2 separate regions of the Homo sapiens genome follow, and region 2 is linked to region 1. A link is a loop called in an ENCODE intact Hi-C map of the cell type or tissue named here. Cell type or tissue: lower leg skin. All regions are shown on one strand. Each heading gives the region's core, and the rest is flanking DNA. Links, peaks and the distances in the headings are about the cores only. Region 1 overlaps RPL34-DT (RPL34 divergent transcript). Region 2 overlaps HADH (hydroxyacyl-CoA dehydrogenase).

The links. Hi-C counts contacts between places; a loop is a spot of excess contacts. Peaks named below come from ENCODE experiments on the same cell type or tissue, not always from the same donor. Only the 100,000 strongest peaks of a DNase experiment are listed, where the experiment ranks them.
Region 2: it touches region 1 in a loop (5-fold over the local background); 87 of 110 quality-filtered maps call a loop at or near these places.

Annotation. Positions count from the first base shown.
Region 1 is chr4:108,564,474-108,569,858 of GRCh38, forward strand. The region is part of intron 1 of RPL34-DT (RPL34 divergent transcript); the gene reads right to left. Among named protein-coding and RNA genes, the nearest start is that of RPL34-DT, 53 kb to the right of the region's middle. In lower leg skin, for the core only: no CTCF peak of the experiment used is centred there; no DNase peak of the experiment used is centred there.
Region 2 is chr4:108,016,517-108,021,901 of GRCh38, forward strand. HADH (hydroxyacyl-CoA dehydrogenase) reads left to right here. Exons shown (of 8, transcript NM_005327.7): 4 at 3,024-3,150. Among named protein-coding and RNA genes, the nearest start is that of HADH, 29 kb to the left of the region's middle. In lower leg skin, for the core only: no CTCF peak of the experiment used is centred there; a DNase peak (open chromatin) is centred at 2,245.

The DNA of each region.
Region 1 (5,385 bases), core at 75-5,074:
CCTGTATACTTACGTGTATATAAAATATTGCAAAATAAAATAATATTTAAAGAGATGTGCATTTATTTTTGTCATTTTGATGCAAAACTAGCTGTATTCTGACTATTTATAAAGTTATTTCCTTACATGTTTTCTATTTTTTTTCCATCCTGTCATTCTTATTCCCCGGGTAATCTCTATATATCTAAGGAAGAGGAAGCAAGAAGTTGTTGCACCTGTGTTTACTAATTATAGTGTTAGTGCTTTGTATATAATGTTTGTACTTTGTTAGAATGCTGATTATCTCTCAAGCAGCTAACCCTACTTAGACCTGACAACGATTTAAATTCAAATATCTTCACAGCAGGCAATTTTATTAATGTTTTACATGGCACACCAAAGAAGTGAGCTGATTTGGGTGTGTTTGGTTTGGGCTTTATTTTTTCTTTCCATTTTTGGAAGAATATTGTGCTTTAGAAAAGTATGTTCAGTTGGCCTATACCATTGGAAAACTTTATTGAATTGTTCAACCCATATGCCACAAGCCTGAACCTAGGAGACACCAGCTCCAAGAAAAAGCAGTGTGTTCTATCTCTGTGACTGATTTCATTTTTGGATTCTCTTTTGAGTCTGCCAATAAGTTCCAGGTGGGATGTGTTGGTTTTTGAGATGCAAGTTACCTGTTCACTGGGAGCAGAGGAAGACCTCTTGTTTGGGGCTCCCACAACTGACAGATGGCAGTGACTTTGGTCACTGATGATGTCTGGATTCAACTCAGCTTAGAAGAGAAACCATAATACCTTGTAAGAATTTCCTTTGCTCCACCCAGTCATTCTAGTAAAGAAAAGAAGACTTGAAAAGCTAAGACTCCAATGCCACACGTGCCACATTAACATCTAGACGAGGGCTTGAGGGAATCTCCCTGGAAACCGAAAAAGAAAAGAAAAAAACTGTCTAGGTCATGGGTAGCCAATCTTTTAGCTTCCCTAGGCCACACTGGAAGAAGAAGATTGTCTTGGGCCACACATAAAACACACTAATACTAATGATAGCTGGTGAGCTTAAAAAAATAAAAATAAAAATAAAAAAACTCTTGATGTTTTAGGAAAGTTTGCAAATTTCTGTTGGGTGGCATTCGAAGCCATCCTGGGCCACGTGTGGGCCATGGGCTATGGGTTGGACAGGCTTGCTCGAGGTAATTGTGCTCCCTAACTAGGCAGGACAGCAAGCCTCCCTCCACAAGGAGACCACAGTTGAATGGGGGTGGAGTGAGGTGGAGCTTTTCGTTTGTGAGTATAGTCAGCAATGGAATGGCTGGTGGGTTATACAAATTAAAATTGATTTGCATTCATCTAAAAAAATTAGTAAATACAAGATGCCTATTATATACACAAATGTATTGCAGAAAGACTATAAATGCATGATAAAATGTTAACATACAAAACTTTTTTAATGGAAAAATGTTTGGAAAAGGGTTTCTGAATTCTAGGTTTAGCTTCTTGGGAAAAAAATAATTTGAGTTATCCTGAAGTATCGTATCTGGCCGGATGCAGTGGCTCATGCCTGTAATCCCAATACTTTGGGAGGCCGAGGCAGGCAGATCACCTGAGGTCAGGAGTTAGAGACCAGCCTGGCCAACATGGTGAAACCCCATCTCTACTAAAAATACAAAAATTAGCCAAGTGTGGTGGTGGGCGCCTGTAATCCTAGCTACTCGGGAGGCTGAGGCACTAGAATCACTTGAATCCGGGAAGCAGAGGTTGCAGTGAGCTGAGATTATAACACTGCACTCCAGACTGGGCAACAGAGTGAGACTTCATCTCAAAAAAAATATATATCATGTCTGATCAGTGTACCATGGCCGATGTGAAGGCCAGCTCAGACCAGCCAGAGTGCAACAGAACATTTAAAATTTGTCCTGAAGTTCTTCAATAAAAAAGGAACATAAGGACACCTTTATGTCCTTTAGTGCTCTTTTTCAGAATTCCTTGTCTTCTGTTTGGAAAATAACTTTCATGCTAATATAGTGGAATTAACCAATTCCATAGGCTTTGGAGTCTTAAAGACCCAGATTCAAATACAATTTTGACCTTTGGTAAATGACTTAACATCTCTAAGCCACAGTTTCCTCACAGGTGGAATAGGGTACTTATTTTACAGACTTGTGAGAATTAAGTTAGATTATACATAAATAGCATTTAACACAATTGCTGTCAGATGGTAAGCACTCAGTAATTGTCAGATAGGAATATAATCACAGCTACCCCCTTTTATATTTGTACTGCTTCCACCGTTTTGTACTGAGTCCACCGTTCATATTACTAACATTCTAGCTGCTGATGTGTGGGTTTCCTGGGCAACACAGTAGATCACTTAGGAACATGAATTCAAAAGTCCCACTGCCTGGGCTCAATTCCTGTCTCCCCTATTTATTGGCCCTTTGACCTAGGGTAATTGATTATACTTCACCTCTCTGATTCAGTCTGTCCTTTAAAATAGGAGTGATAATGCCTAGTTCCTAAAGTTACTGTGAGCACCAAATGAGTTAATTCATTAAAGTACTTAAAACAATACCCAGCTGTAGGAAACTCTCAGTAACTATTAGACATTTTTTTTCCCGAGACGGAGTCTCGCTCTGTTGCCCAGGCTGGAGTGCATTGGCAGGGTCTCGGCTCACTGCAACCTCCGCCTCCCAGGTTCAAGCAATTCTCCTACCTCAGCCTCCCAAGTAGCTGGGATTACAGGCATGCGCCACCATGCCCAGCTAATTTTTGTATTTTTAGAAGAGACGGGGTTTCACCATGTTGGCCAGGTTGGTCTTGAACTCCTGACCTCGTGATCCACCGGCCCCAGCCTCCCAAAATGCTGAGATTACAGACGTGAGCCACTGCGCCCAGACTATTAGCTGCTATTAATATCATTTTTATGCCTCTCAATGCAATGGAGTCCTAATGTCATTGAGTTAAGATGCTGGTTGTAATGTCAATAAAGTCTGCTTTCATCCTCACTGTATCCACAAGCACCAAGCACATTATCTGACACTGAGAGGGGCCTCGATGAATACTGAGTTTCACTATCTTCTGTAGACCATAAAGTGGCTTACTAACAGCTCTCTCAGTCTGTGCTATCTCCCTTCAAGTCCATCTGAACTGGCAACCCAGGTCTGTCCCAATCCTCTCCCCTCTGCCTCTCCCATCTGATCTCCCATTGCTTTCCTATCCATACTCCAACTCCAGCAAACACTGCTGATTTCCTCCCCCCAGCCATGGACTGCAGGGAAGGTGGGCCTTGCTGCAGCTGCAGAGGGAGAATCTTTATCCGTTTGGATCAGTCATGGTGTTCTCATTCCTCTTGCCATTGACTAGTGGAAGTATGGACACCTGATAGAATTTTGGCCAATTAGATGTGAGAGCAAGCCTTAGGAAGAGGAGGGAAGTATCTGAGAAAAACTTTTCCTCAGATATGGGATAAAGATAGGTAGAAAGAAATGGTCTCTCCTCCCACTGGATATTGCAGCATTTCCATGTGAGACATGGAGTTACTGCAGCCATCTGGCATGCATGAGGGGAGCTAAGCCAAAGCACTGAGAATGACTGAGGATGTACTGATCTGCAGAATTCATCAACCCTGTACACCCTAGTTAGAGAATTCATGCTATATGAGAGAATACAAATATATCTATACATATTTGATTTGGGCTTTTCTGTTATTTGCAACCCTAAGCAGCCTAACAGATATGCAAGAAACCTTGGCTGGGTGCAGTGGCTCACACCTGTAATCCCAGCACTTTGGGAGGCTGAAGCAGGAAGATTTCTTGAGCCCAGGAGTTCAGAACCAGCCTGGGTAACATAGGGAGAGTCTTTTTCCACTAAAAATTTAAAAACTAACCAGGCATGGTGGTACATGCCTGTGGTCCCAGCTACTCAGGAGGCTGAGGTGGGAGGATTGCTTGAGCCTAGGAGGTTGAGGCTGCAGTGAGCTAGGATCATACCACTGCACTCCAGCCTAAGTGGCATAGTGAAAACCTGTCTCAAAAAAGAAAGAAATCCCCCCCACCCCTGTGCAAAGGCCAATATATAATACTTATCCCAATAAAGTATGCATATCACAAATACATAGCTCACAACAATCTAAGTATACTTATATAACGCAGCACTGAAATAAAAATTAAACGTCATTAATATCTGAATAAAAAAGTTAAAACTAAAACCATTTTTTACCGAACAAATTGGCAAAGATGAAAGACTAATCTTTCTCTTGACTTGGATGTAGAAAAGTGTATTCCCATATGCTTTTGGTAAGAGTATAATTTGGCAACATGTATAAAAATATTAAACACAACAAATAAAAAAAACTTTTAAACATGCTTATCTTTTGATCCAAAAATTTCACTTCTAGGAATTTATCTTAAGGAAATAATCAAATGTACAAAGAGGCATGAGAATCTTTATTGCTGGTGTTTCACAGCAAATATTTGAAAATAATCCAAGTTACCTCCACAGAGGATTAAATAAATTTTTATATATCTTTAAAAAGATGAGATTTTCAGGAATTGACATGGAAAGCGGACCATGATACACTCTTCCATAAAATCAGCATGTTGCAAAATAATAAGTGTAGTATGAACCCACCTGTAGTACAGAAGGATATACATTAACTGTTAACAGAGGTCATTTCTGGGGCATAAAAGCATGGACAGTATTTACTTTGTACACCACTGTAGTATGTTACTTTTTGGATCAATAGGCACATGTTACTATTTCCATCACAAGTCACATTGAAAGAGCTGAGAACAAATACTCTGCAGATCTCTGGATAGATCCCCTATCCAACATACCAGTATCTTCTCCGCCCCAACTTCCCTGCCTGCCTTGCATGGGTCAGTGGCTCTCACCAGGTTGTCCATGAGCCTCTAGTAAGATACAGACATGGTTTAGTTAAGACATCGGGTTTCCATAGTAATCACAAAGAATTCACTGTAAAGATTAGAATTGATTATATAAATGGGAACTTTTATGTTTTATAACTTACTGTAAGAGGAATTATTTTTAAATTTCTATAAGGATTCCAACTATATGACATTCTGGAAAAGGCAAAACTATGAAGACAGTAAAAATAACAGTGGTTTTCAGTGGGTAGAGGGAGAGAGATGAATAGGAGGAGCATGGAGAATTTTTAAGACAATAAAACTATTCTGTGTGATACTACAATGATGGATGCATGTCGTTATACATTTCAAAACCCATAGAATGTACAACACCAAGAGTGAAAGTTAATGGAAATTATGAACTTTGGGTGATACCGATATGTCAATGTAGGTTCACTGATGGTAACAAATGTACTTCTATAGTGCAGGATGTTGGGGGAAGCTATGCATGTGTGGGGGCAGAGGGCATGTAAGAACTT
Region 2 (5,385 bases), core at 100-5,099, 550 kb before region 1:
CCCAGGCCAGCAGGGAGCCCTCTGGGATAATAAACAGCCACCCCAAAAAAGGGAGTTTTGTCAAGCAGTTTGATCTTTATTGAAAAGATTGGTCGCTCTTGGTGACAGTGAAAGGCCTGACTGCCCTCCATTGTCCATGTCTGGTACAGAAGAAGGATCACTGGAGAAAGTCAGGAGGCCTGGGCCTGGTGCTGACCCCCTCACCACCTCCAGCCTTGGAAAGGTCCTCAGTTTCGTCATCTGTAATGCAAGTTGAGGTGATTGGGGTAAATAATTTCCTAGACCTTTCTGGCTCTAACTCTCTAAGACTAGCTTCCCCCATTTGTAAAATAGGAGCAGCAGCACTGGTACCTATTGTACAGAGTTGTTTAGGAAACTCATTTCATTTAGCTCACATTTCCTGAGTGCCTGCTGTGTATCAGGCACTACACTAGGCTCTTTAACCTGAATTGATGCAAAACAGATATGAGGTGTGAAAAGAAGGCATGACCCATAGTCATACCAAAGATGTGACTTTGCTGCTGACCTTCTCCACCTTTCTTGGCACTGTTTGTTTTTGTTTTAGATCACCACCATTATTGAATGCTTGCTACAATTTTTAAGCAGCCGTATTGAGAGGTACTTTACTGACAAATTTTACAGTTCGATCCTATAATGGGAGAAGAAAATATAGTCAAGTGATACATTTCGGGTTGGAAGCCCTGATGAAACAGTTGCATCCTGGAGAGAACATGACTTCTCTAGCAGCAGCCTAAGACACACAAATGAAAAGTATGACCAGACGCACAGGCAGCCAGATCGAAGTCCTGACTTTCCCCTTTAGACAAAGTACAGACTCTTGAATCCTTTGCCATCCCCACCAACCCTCTTGTCTTCTTTATACTAGGGTCTGGGGCCATTGCTAATAATCACTGTGCTTGTGTTGTCGATTTTCTTTTAGAACATTTAAGAGAAAAGTAGTTTTTTTGGTACCTGAGTGTCCGAATGAAAAAAACAAAAGATGGTTCAAGACAAGTGTTTCCAGGAACATGTAAGAGTACTTTTTTTTTTTTTTTGAGACGGAGTCTCGCTCTGTCGCCCAGGCTGGAGTGCAGTGGCATGATCTTAAGCTCACTGAAACCTCTGCCCCCCAGGTTCAAGCAATTCTCCTGCCTCAGCCTCCCTAGTGGCTGGGATTACAGGCATGCGCTACCATGCCCAGCTAATTTTTGTATTTTTAGTAGAGACGGGGCATGTTGGCCAGGCTCGTCTCGAACTCCTGACTTCAAGTGATCCACCTGCCTCGGCCTCCTAAAGTGCTGGTATTACAAGTGTGAGCCACCGTGCCCAGCCCAGAGTACATTTTGTTTGTGGATGAAAAGACTGTCCTATGTGTTTAGTATTCTCTGAAGACAGTGTGAGACTTTTAGGAACAAAGTCAGCCTGACCCTGTTGGGAGAGGCAGAAGCAGAGGTCTGCTGGGGAGAGATCATTTCCTCCTTCTGATAAAATGTGCCAGAGTGCCCTGGACTGGTGATACCTGGAACTGGGCTCTGATGTCACTTTATTTTACCAAATGTGCCCAAGTTTCCCCTTTTTGCAGGTGAATGGCCCTTCAAACATTCTACAAAAAGGGGTATTACGATTGTAATACTAATCTTTAAAATAACACTTTCTTTTCTTAACGGGAGTGTGGAGCCACAGCTGGCACAGCCTTGGGCCCAGGCTGTCCCTGCTCTGTTTTTGTGGTTCCAGGTGCTTGTGGTGCAGGTTGTGTGGTTGAACAGTGCTTGTGTTGGCCACACACATTGTTATTGGAAGAGGATCTTTTTTTCATTACCTTCTGTAATGGGGAATAGTTTATATTATTTTCCCCAATGACCAAAAGCAAGAAACTTTGAAAACTGAAATTTTAAGACCTTAAAACAATGTCATTTTTTTTTTAAAAAGGAAACCCTGGCATTTAAATGGCCTACCTTGGAAGCTGTTGGAGAAGGTGGATGTGCTCATACCTGGAAAGAGAAGGCTCTCCGCTGCCTACCCACACTGGTCTCGCCTTTTACCTCTTTTCCCTCCTTTCCAAATAACTGGTTTCTTCTCCCTTCTCTTCCTCCTCTCCTCCCACCCGCCCCTGATTTGAGCAGATTATAGTATTGCCTGTTAGGTAAGCAGAAACCCCCAAGCCTGGTCAGTAAGGGATCCTTTCCTTTCCTGCCCTGTTACAGTCCATCTTGGTTGGAATCAGCACCAGGCCTGTTTGTATGTTTTTATCCGCAAGGTGGCGCTGCAGGAAAGCCTGGAAGTCAACCTGTTTAAAGCTTTTCCTCTCATGCTTTTGGCACGCCACTTTACTGTGGCCTTAAAGAACTAAATTTGGTTTAAGTCAGTATGGATTTTTTTTAATGAATAAGTTAATGTCTTATATATGCATATGCCTATATCCTCTTTTCCCCATATCTACCCATGTAACCTTAAAATTTTTTTGAACCATGTTGGTGTTCTTGTTTTCATTTTAATTCCCATTCAATTGAAAAATAAAGCTTTTCACTTCAGGGAAAATATCTTAATTCACGTTTATTATCATATGTTTCTGATTGAGGATTTATGTGTTCATTTAGAATTTTGTTGCTTTTAGGTGTCTTTCTTTCATTATTTTTTGATCACTGAGTTTCGTTTGTGACTGGGGTTGGTTAAGTAGCTTGATCAATTAGCCACCTCTTGTTATCTCACATACCTTGGAAGTTAACTAATACAAGTAGGTAGGGGAAATTTTGTTCTGGAAAATCAAGGAAGGATTGGTGAAGGTTAAATACCTCTTCGGAACAGGAAATTCCAATTTTATTTCAAATTTAAAAATTTTTAAAAAGCTGAAGTCACTTGATTTCAGCCTCTTATATGAAGATGTGTCTTCTCCCTCATTCCCCCAATGGGTCAGGACAACAGATGTGGCAGTAAGCAGTCACCTTGTGCATTGCATCCAAGAGTCATGCTGTTTTGAAAGAAGAGATTCACTCTGATACTCCCACTATATTTTCTCTTCACAGACATACAATCTTTGCCAGCAACACTTCCTCCTTGCAGATTACAAGCATAGCTAATGCCACCACCAGACAAGACCGATTCGCTGGCCTCCATTTCTTCAACCCAGTGCCTGTCATGAAACTTGTGGAGGTCAGTGGGTGTCAGCTTGTGTGTGTCTGCCCGCTCTGCCAGCTCTCTCAGTCCTGCTTTTCTGTGTTACACCAGCCCTGCCACCAGTTGCCTAGGATGGGTTTTAACCTGAGGGTAGAAGGTTGTCCCTGAGCCTCATATCTAGGAGGGCTTCTATGCTTTGTTTCTTCACAGCCCTGTGTCTTGCTTAGTGATATCCAGAAAGGCTGTTAACTTTGTGGAATGTCATTTACTTATTTGTGCCAGAGCTGATGGGCAGTGCTGAGAGGCATCAGAATGGGAAGGCAGCACTAGAAACCGTGGGCTGGATGGGACCACACAGAGGGCAGCTACATGTGTTCATATTATCTCGTCGAGGTCAGCTTGCCCATGCTGTAAATGCAGTTCTCATTAGATACACTATACTAGCTTGTCCACAGTTCCTGGGGTTAATTCTGACCCCATGTAATGGTGCCTTAGCGTTGTCCCCAGATGAGGTACATCTCCTGTGCATTGTGATCAGAGCTATTAAAACCAGCTCCCATTGGGTGCGGCGGCTCATGCCTGTAATCCTAGAACTTTTGGAGGTGGAAGTTAGTGGATTGCTTGAGACCCAGGGGTTCAAGAACAGCCTAGGCAACATGGCAAGACCCCATTTCTACAAAAAATAAAAAATCAGCCAGGGGTTTTGGTGCACGCATGTAGTCTCCAGTACTTGGAAGGCTGAAGTGGGAGGATTGATTGAGCCTGGGAGGTTGAGGCTGCAGTGAGCTGTGATTGCACCACTGCACTCCAGCCTGGATGACAGAGCAAGATCCTATATCGAATAAAAAAACCCTAAAAGTAAAAAAATAAAACCAGCTTCTGATAGCCTTGAGCCTCCTGACCATAAACCTGGAAGGTGGAGCGGGGAGGCAGGGAGGGCTTCCCCAGCATCCTGTTTGGAATGCTTGGAGACTCCAATATGTTGGAGTTGGAGTCACAGTAGGCAATTTGCACCTGAAATGGGACAACTTGCCTTTTACAGGGTCCTAATTACAGGGTCTGAGGAGCAGCCGCTATTAAAGTAGCATTTGTTCTGAGGTTGAGGAGTTATTGCCCTGCGAAGTGTGGGGGACGCTGATGCTGCCATGTGGGTGATGTGGGGCCAGGCAAACCTACACACACTGGCTGTGGCCTCTCTGGGAGTGTGTATCGTCTGTTTTCTTCATTATTGCCTTTTCCAACTACCTTTTCCTTCCTTTATCCTCCTCATTCCCTCACCACTACTCAGCATAAGCATTTTTAATAAGTCATAATAATGACCATTTTTTTTAGCATTTTCTCTCAAGTGACAACTTTGACCATCTTGCAATGGGACTTTTTCTGTCTTACTAACATTGCTTCTCAGCTTCCTCCTATTTTCTCCTATCCCCTAAGGCTGATTTTTTGAAGAAATTGAAGAATGAAGGGGAGGGATTTGGGGAACAGAAGAAACAGCATTTAACAGCTCTTATCTCATGCAGATTAAGAGCAAAGAAGTGGCATGCATTTCCAACATTTCAGTACTTAGGGACTAGTTGATTTCTTTAGTTATTATATTGTATATATAAGTGTTTTGGAGATAGGCACATTCTGTAGATTTACTTTAATAATGTTTTCAACTGCATTTATCTGGTAATGTATGCTTTTGTCTTTGGAAATGTAGTGTGTTGGTTGTTAACAGCTGATGTTTAGCAAATGCTACTATTTTTTAGAAAGTATTTTGTAAAAGTGTTCTTCTCTATTCAGTTTTTATTGTTTAACTTTAGCTCTTCCTTGTGTTGCTGGTGGTGTACACCAAAATAACTTGTATAATAAGCTAAGTGGCTCCTTTACTTAGGACTGGGCTCATTTAAATGTATATATATATGTATTTTTTTTCAGACTCTGTTGGAACTAGGAGCAGCGTATCTGTACAAATTACTGTTCGTTGAATGAATGAATGAGTGAATAAACATCCATCTCTCCTGTTTAAAAAGAAACAAACCTTCACTATTATTAACTCCCTTAAACCAAAAACTTAATTTGAAAACTCCATAGTCAGCAGTGTTTGTCCCCCAGCTCAGTCTGTGGTTTTGATGGAGACTTTTTAGACCTCCTTTCAAACAGCTCTGGGATTCTGTTTGATTTGTGGTACCCGCAGGGTGGCTTCTGGTCTTTCTCGTCCTGCTCCTCTTCTCCATCTTCACTGTGTCTTTTCCTGTTTCCATCCATTCACTTCTCTTGATGTCACGA